2 separate regions of the Homo sapiens genome follow, and region 1 is linked to region 2. A link is a contact called in ENCODE Hi-C data. All regions are on one chromosome and are shown on one strand. Each heading gives the region's core, a stretch centred on a gene start or an enhancer-like site at or near the end of the contact. The rest is flanking DNA. Distances are from core to core; before and after follow the strand shown.

Region 1 (4,399 bases), core at 765-3,264, 590 kb after region 2:
AGGTTTCTCCATCTTTTCTTTCCTTTTTTTTTTTTTTTTTAACAAGGCCCTCTTGATTATGAGGATTCCGTTTTCAGGCAGGAAATGGGGACAGGGTGAGAGAGGGCGCCGATCAGCTACTGTCAGGCTTGCTCCTTGCAAAGGGGCGGGCGGTGGAGAGAGAGGGGAGGGAGGAATTAAGGGGATCGCGCTTCCTCAGGGCCCACAGGCCTCATACCTGTGGTGTGGACCTCCAAAAGAACGGGCCACACCACCGCCAAACACAGAGCACGCAATTCAACTAAAAATTCGACTTCAGTTTCTTCCTGTCCGCGCCAGAACGGACATCAGACTGCCCCCCGCCCGCCTCCTAGCAGCTCCTTTTCACTTCGGCTGCTGCCAGGATTTCGCGACCTAGACCCCTCTTTGAAGACCACTTCCGATCCCCGACGCGGCAGCCCTTGAGGTCGCAGCCTAGCACGGAGAAGTTGGCCGGCTCTGGGGGCTATGAGGCTGCTCACCCCACAGGCGCAGGTCTACGCAGCACACACACCACCTCCTTCTTTGGACTCAGACCAAACACGCTGGGCTGTAGGAGGGAGACGGACAGATACACGGACTCGCGCGCGCACGCCTCACCAACTGATTCCAACCAGAAAACGGAGCCACTGTGTAACGCCCAGCCCCCCTCCCCTCGACACCCCCAATCAGCCAAGCCTTCGGCCGGTGTCTGCTGCACTAAACACCAGGACGTGGCCAGGGAAGGCGCAGGCATCGGTCCGAGCCAGGAGCGCCGCGGCGCCAGCGCATCTGACGTCGCAGGAGGACTGTGCGCACCTGAAGTCTGGGTGCCAAGCGCCCAAGCCTCTGCGTGCAACGAAACCCCCAAAGGAAAACAGGACTACCAGAAGACCCCTTCCTCTCGTCTTTCAGAAACGCCAAGCGGCCCCTCTGGCCGCCTCCTCAAAGCTCGGCTGCCAGAGCCACTCTAGTAGGGTCTTGCAAAAAGCGCATAGGGACAAAGCCCCTTCCCTAAGAAAAGTGCCCAACTCATCCAGTGAGCCATTCCTTCCTCCTCACTGCCCAGAGAGTGCACATGAAGAGGCAGAAATCACGACTAGGAAAAAGCGAGATTCAAATTGGAACCAAAAAAGCGTATGTGCTCGCTCCCATCTCGGCGCCAGGGCTGTGGCTCCCAGGGCTGCAGGCTGTCGCGGCTGCCAGGGGCCAGACAGCTTTTGAAGGCAGGTCTTGTCCTGGCTAGAGGAAAGAGGCTCCAGGAGTCTCTGCTTCCGCCACGGTCGCCCGTCGGGATTCCCCATCCCAAGCGCGCTTGCACCTTGCCTGCCGCTCCGCTCGGAGAATTAGTCTGTTTCCCTTCCTACTCCCAAACAGACCTAGGTCCCCAGCTCCGTGGCCGCCCGGCTCACCAGCCCTGGCTGGTCTCCTTCGGGTCACTCCGAGGGGCAGCCCGAACCCGCAGAGCCTTGGCCCGCCGCGCGCCCTCATGGCCCTGCTGGGCAGCCTGGCTCCGCTACGCTCTCAGTTCTCGGTCTCACCAGCTCCCATCGAATTCGCACAGCAGCCCCTTCGCGTCTCCCGGGGTGGCAAGGCACCAAGGTGCAGCCCAGGCCAGCATCGACCCCTTCCTGGGCATTTTCTCTGCCGGCTCAGCTCCCCCTCCCGCCCTGCGACCCCGTGTCTCCCAAGTCTCGTCGCGGCGACCACCCGGACTTACCGCGGGCGCCACGCCGCCGCCGGGTCTGCGCGCTCCGAGGCGGAGCCAGGACTAGGACACCCGCCAGCGCAGGGCAGCCTCCAGCTCCCGCCGCCAGCTCGCGGCCCCTGCCGCGACCCCGCCCACTGCGGGCCCCTCCGCCCGCCCCCGCGGCCGGGAGGTCTGGACTTACCTCCGGGACAAGGTGACCCGGCAAGTGCGCCCAAGCGGCCGCCCGCGACTCTCCCGAGCGAGCGAGCGTGCGGGGCGGTGCGGCGCCCGCCTCTGCTCCTCCGCTGCCAGGCTCTCTCCTCCTCTGCCCTCCCCTCAGCGCCGCTCTGCTCCCCACGCCTCTCCCCGCCCTGCGCTCTCCGCCTGCGCCCCCGGCTGCCCCGAGCGCCGGGCGCGGGGCAGCGGCGGCAGCCCGAGCGGCGGGGAGTCGGGAGCTGCGGCGCCGGGGCGGAGCCCAACCCTCTCGGCCCCCGGGAGAGGAAGGGGTGCGGGGAGACTCTCGTCGCGCTCGCCTGGCCGGCAGGCTGGGCGAGGGGCGCCCTGGGGCGAGCCGCTCCTCTTCGCTTGCCGAGCCTGCCGACGCGCGTGCTGGAGGCAGCGGGCGCGGGCCCCGGGGGAGGAGGGCAGGGAAGAGAAGGAGGGCGCAGCCCGCGCGAAGGTGGCCACCAACTTTGGCCCAGACCAGGGAGGCCCTAGCGGGGGATCGCGTCCAGATGGTGGCCCGCGGCCAGTGTCTGACAATGTGAGGGCCACAGAGGCTGGGGGCGGGGGATAGCTGCGGGGGACTAGGAGGACAGGAATTTGCTGCCCGACTAGAGGAAGGGATGGCTCCCCTCGGTCCTAAAGGCCTCCCCAGGCTGCGGTTCGGTTTTGAGGTTAAAAATGACCCAATTTATGGATCCGGCGAATGTTCAAGTCCTGACCAGCTAAGCCCTGGAGGAGCAAGCGGGCGCGGAGTTCAGACTCCAGAGACCCCCTCAGCCCTGAGCCAGCCTGTTGTTGGCCCATGGCGGGCCCGCCCCAGTTGGAATTGGAAGGAAACTAGGGCGGTGGTAAGACAGTCTGCGTTCTAGGAGCGGAGGAGGTGGTGTTTGCAGTGTAGATTTCATAGAGAATCAACTCTGAAAAAAAGATTTACCAGAAAGGGGGTCAAAAGTTATTTAGAAAAGCATCTGTGCGCCCCCGTTTCAACACTAGGCAGAGGCCCCAGTCCTGCCACCCGCAGGCTGGTACACTGGTGGTCAGAGAAGGTTAAGCTCCAGAGTTCCATGGCTCCCAACCTTCCTAGAGCCCTCCCTCCTGCCTGGTAACCCACCATTGCGCTGCGTCTTGCCCAGGTGTCCTGGTGGGCAGGGGCAGGAGTTAAAGGTGGTGCCAGGAACAAGAGGTCCTTCCTATATTCCTTTCAGGGGACGTGGCTTCTAGGGAGCCTCCGCAGCCCAAAGAGAATGCTGAAATGCAGAGTGCCAGAAGGAGGCATTTGAAGGAGGCGCGGATGAGTGGAACCAGTACTATCACCTGAATTCCATCCCCGTCTTCATGTCTGCAGCCCCGCGAGACACACCTGATGTTTCTTCCTTTAGGTCCCCAGAGCTGCAAGGCTGTGGTCTGGAACACTCAGAAACGGGCACTGTTCATTTCTCCCATCTAGCAGAACTTCTCAACTTGGAAGAACATGCCACCACACTTTAATAAAGCAGCTTACCTTTCCGGAGTCCTTTCCTGAATAAAGCAGTTTCCCATCTAAGCCATTAGGTTGAGCAGATACTATTAGACCCATTTGAGGTGGAGAGTCATTGATCCCATTTATCAAATGAAGAAATTGAAGTTTAAAAAGGGTAATTGAGATTGTGTAGCCACCCAATGTGCAGGAGTAGCCTGAAGCTCGGGTTCCCTGCCTCTAAGTCACTGCTCTTTCACTTGCCCAGCCTCTGGATTGACTTTTGAGGCAGATTTTGTTTTGACGAGAGAACACCTGCCTGGGCTGCAGCCAGGACTCGCCTTTGTCTCCTGGGTGCTGTTTGAATTTAATCGCGCCACTGCATTCCAGCCTGGGCGACAGAGTGAGACTCCGTCTCAAAAAAAAAAAAAAAAAAGAAAGAAACAGAAGGTGGACTCTTCCCCCATGACACACACACACACACACACACACACACACACACATCTTTCTGTAATTCAAAGGGGCCTTACACTTCATTTCAAAAGAAACTCACAGGGCCAGGACGTGTATGTAAAGAAACAGATGTCACCCACTCCTGGCAGATGCAGCAGCTCATTAAGGGCTCCTGGTGGGAAGCTCAGTTGCCCAGCACACGATGGGCAGTTTCTCTTACCTGTGATTCCCTTGTTGTGGCTTGAAATATTATCTGGTATGCTGTGATATAGCATTGAAATAAAGACTTTCAAGAAAGTCAGTGAGGAGCTGTCACATATTAGGCAATGGGGCACAGTAGAAATTGCCAAGTCTCTTGGAAACTGGGGTAACCTTCTCAACAATGCTTATCTCTCAGAGGATGTTACAGAACTTTCAGAGCTAAGAGAGGTCTGTGGGCCACCTCCTGTGCTGGGAAGAACTGTCACTCAGGCACCGAGCAAGCTGCCACACCTTCCAGCCAACATTTTTTTTTAACTTTCAACTTTTGTTTTAAGTTCAGGGGTACGTGTGCAGGATGTGCAGTTTTGTTACATAGG
Region 2 (4,042 bases), core at 936-3,435:
TTCCTTTGCATCCCAGGTGTTATCTGGGGTGACTCATGAGGCTGCCTTGGCTGGGACAGGAGCCTCCACATTGGCGTCATTCTTGTCTGGGAGTTGGTCCTGGCTGTGGATGGGACAGCTTCATCCTCGCCCTGGGTCCCTTCCTCTGGAAGGCCAGCCCCGCTTCCTCACAGCTCGCAGCTGGGTTCCATGGGAGGATAAGCTGGGGCTACGGGGTCTCTCAGGACCTCCACATGGAACTGTCACAGCATCCCTCCCACCAGGCTGTACTGGCCAAAGCAATCCAGCCAGCCAGGGTCCTCCTCTGGACAGAGCAGCACACCATCATGTGCAGGCGGTGCAGGCGTGGGAAGGAAGAGTTGGTGGCCGTCTTTGGGACCCCCTGCCACAGTTAGGAGCTTTCTCAGTTTACAATTTTACTACTCACTGACCTCTGCCTCTCAGTGCCCTGTACTGGGTGTCTTTAATATTCTATTCAAATGAACTTAGGCCAACGAGCTCCCCACTGGGGGCACTGGGTGTTAGTCTTGCTCTTCCCTTAGCCAGCTGCATGCTCTTTAGTAAGTCCTTTTATTTATTTGGGCTCAGTTTCCTCATTTTTTCCACCTGGAGTTTGACAGTTGGTGGGAATGGACAGCACTAGATAAGTTTCAAATTAAGTAGACTAGTCGGGTGCCGTGGCACACGCTTGTAGTTCCAGATACTCAGGAGGCCGAGTCAGGAGGATCGCTTGAGCTCAGGAGTTCCAGGCTGTAGTGAGCTGTGATGGGAACCATTGCACTCCAGCCTGGGCTACAGGCCCTATCTCTAAAAAAGTATCATAAATAAATAAAGGAGAAAATGCAGGTCAAGCGCTAGCACTGTGCAGGGCATGTGTTATGCTAGTAGATGTCACTGATTCTCCAGCTCTAGGTACACTCCTGTCTTCTCTGGCAGACAGCAGCATTCCCCAGCAGGGGCTGGTGGCTAGCCCACGCAGAGGCTCCTCCAATGGCAGGCTCCTCCCCTCTGCAAGCCCTACAGCTCAAGGGAAAGAAACTTTCCCATCACAGAGAACTCAATAAACCAGTTTTCCAAAATCTCTCTTCCCTGTGTTTACCCGTTTGTTATGAATTTACTTCTTGGGTGTCAGAATATTTAAGAACTCGGTGGAGACCAGTTTTATACGTTTCCTTCTGTCCTTCCTGGCTCCACAGCTGCAAAAACATCATCCCCACTACTGAGCTTACTATGGGGCCACGCAAGGGTAGACGCTTGACAGACATTGTCCAATGTATTCCTTACTGCAGCTGCCCACCCCCGCCGTCCCCGCCCCCCAGGGAGACATTACTTCCGTCTTCCCCAAAAGGAAAACGAGGCACCGAGAAGTTAAGGAACTTGCTCAAGGTCACAGAGTTTGAACTCAGGCTACAGATGCTGCAGCAACTGGAGAAAGTCCTCATCGCCCCATATCACCCACCACCGACCCCCAGCAGGACGTGACCCCCGCCAGGACGGAGGCCGGCAGCTGGGGGGCTGGAGCATGGGACCCAGAACACGGACTCAGGCTTGCGCAGCCTCCTGGCTTCTAGGCGGGAGCCTAGAAAGGCGCCAGCCCCTTTCGCGTGCTGCTGAGACTCCAGGGGTGGGGTTCACTCTCAGGGGCGCACAAAGGCATGAAAACCTTGGCTTCAGCCTCTGAGATGCGGAACTGACCGACCTATTGTCTTGGGACCCACCAGTGCGCTTGGGTGCACCAGCCCCCTTAACGTTGGTGCCGGCTCCCTCCCGGCTCCTCCCCATCCCAGAGGGTCCCCTCGCCCCAGGCCCTGAGCCTGCGTCCTGGGGTCCTGGGCCGCACGTGCCTCTGGCAGCTCGAAGAAGCTGTCGGGGCTTGCAGGAGAGCGTGCAAACTGAAACCAAAACAGGCCGACTCGAGGAACATCCGGGTGGGACCGCAGACTCACCGGAGCGCAGCGCCTGGGCCAGGGCCTGGGACCCTGCTCCGCCCCGCGCTCCCCTGCACCCCTTCCCCACGCTGCTCCCCTCTTCCTAAGCGGCCCCCCCTCTCCCGGGCAGCAGAAGAAGGGGTGGGACCCGGGCGGGCTCCGGGAGGGGGCCCTGGAGGAATGGATGGTGGCGGAAGGGCGGAGCAGGGGCGGGGCCCGCGGAGACTCCACGGGGCGCCCCGGGCGTGAGGCACCCACTCTGGGAGCACAGAGAGCTCAGGTAGCCTGCCTAGATGGCGGCGCGCACCCTGGGCCGCGGCGTCGGGAGGCTGCTGGGCAGCCTGCGAGGGCTCTCGGGGCAGCCCGCGCGGCCGCCGTGCGGGGTGAGCGCGCCGCGCAGGGCGGCCTCGGGACCCTCGGGCAGCGCTCCCGCAGTTGCAGCAGCAGCAGCACAGCCAGGCTCGTATCCCGCGCTGAGTGCACAGGCAGCCCGGGAGCCGGCCGCCTTCTGGGGGCCTCTGGCGCGGGACACTCTCGTGTGGGACACCCCCTACCACACCGTCTGGGACTGCGACTTCAGCACTGGCAAGATCGGCTGGTTCCTGGGAGGCCAGTTAAATGTCTCTGGTGAGTGGGCTTCGGGAGACCCAGGACGCCCCCAACTCTTGGGTCCCGAGGGGACTCGGAGCCTCTCGCCAGCGGCAGCCGTCCCCGGGCAGCGCGGATCGCAGCCCTGCAGGGGCCCCTCCTCCGGTATTCCGTCCGCCCCGCCCGCTCTAAGCAGTGGCTCCACGTCACCCCGTCCCTCATCCCATCGGGCCCCAGATCCACGTGCCCAGCTCGGGCCGGCGCCCGCGGGGACCCGGCGGCCGCTTGGGACGCCCCGCTGCTGGCCTTGCTCGGCGCGGCTCCTCGCTCGGCGGACTCCAGAGTTGCGTTACCGGGTGCATAGCGCCGCTGAGCAAGAGCCGGCGGGGAGCCGCGGGCTACACCCGAGCGCCCCGGAGTCGGGACTTTCCCGTTCCCATACCGGGGTGGAGGGAAAAACAAAGCGGTGGCGGTTGTCACTGCGGGCTGCGGTGCCCGGGGATCAGCCTGGGGACAAGCCCTGCCCACGTAAACAAACAGAGCTGTGGCGGGCGACCTGGGGAGGAGGAAACTCGGCGTGGCAGCTGGAACCAGTTATTTCTTCGCTGCGGGCCTGGGGCCTGGGGCCTGTGGACGGGAAGGAAGTAACGGCGGCCTCCCCGTTCTCGTTCTCGGCCTCAGAGAACTGCACCCCAGCGACCTGGGGCCTGCTTTGGACCCGCGGGGTCTGACGTCGGCCCCAAACAGTTGACTGGTGGTCAGTTGTTTGGAACTTGCTGAGCAGAGGCCCTGCTGCTCTGCTAAGATTTGGGGCTGGGGGTCGTACACAGCACCCTCGCCCCCACCTAAGGCGCTGACTGGGCACCGAGGGGGAGGCCCTGAACTGCAGGCAGGGCTGGCCACGCAGGGTGGGTGCCAAGTGCGAGGTGGGCTCCGGATGCAGGGTGGGCCTGGGTGTGGGGCCTGCGGGGAGGGGCTGGCAGACACGGTGTTGATCAGAGGGATGCAGACCAGAAGGGTGGTCATAACCAGCTTGCTGGATTTGGGAGTGTTTAAGAAAGGACCTGCGGGTCTTTATGGCAGGGTCACCAGGGCCCCATTTTCTCCAACTCCTCCCTCAGTTGTCCTTGTTGTTCTGCCCCCCCAGCCCTCAGTCTCCTCATTGTGAGGATGGGGGCAGTCATGCTCAGAGGTTAGGCTGAGTGCTGCAAGGTGTGCAGCAGACCCAGCGCTTACTGGTGACCCATAAGCAGTAGCGATTTTAGATAACTTCAGAAATAGTCATACAATTATAGATAGTGTCTTGCAGTTATTTTTCAAAGAAATTGGAAGGAACTTTGGACCTCCCCCACTCCCCGAAATTGTATATTACTTTGCTGGTTTAATTAAAATGAGTCACTTACTAGATAAGTGTTTTCTTTAACATTGAGTCAGCAGCAAGTGCCCTTGAACTAGTGGGAAAAAAACCAAACCCTTTGGTTTGCAGAGTTGGGGCAATGTGCCCTTGAAGGAGACTAGAGCAGCTT

Evidence for each region. A loop is a pair of places that touch in the nucleus more often than their neighbours do.
Region 1: a map of ascending aorta shows a loop between it and region 2 (2.3-fold over the local background). The contact joins the promoter of SYNDIG1 here to the promoter of ACSS1 in region 2. A Hi-C loop is called at or near these places in 1 of 168 maps with a recorded cell type or tissue (ascending aorta).

The regions. Positions count from the first base shown.
Region 1 is chr20:24,467,244-24,471,642 of GRCh38, reverse strand. It overlaps SYNDIG1 (synapse differentiation inducing 1), which reads right to left and starts at 2,014. Exons shown (of 4, transcript NM_024893.3): 1 at 1,890-2,014.
Region 2 is chr20:25,056,282-25,060,323 of GRCh38, reverse strand. ACSS1 (acyl-CoA synthetase short chain family member 1) reads left to right here and starts at 2,185. Exons shown (of 14, transcript NM_032501.4): 1 at 2,185-2,555. The coding sequence starts at 2,222. RefSeq lists enhancers at 1,704-2,309, 2,960-3,089 and silencers at 1,930-2,459, 2,590-2,859.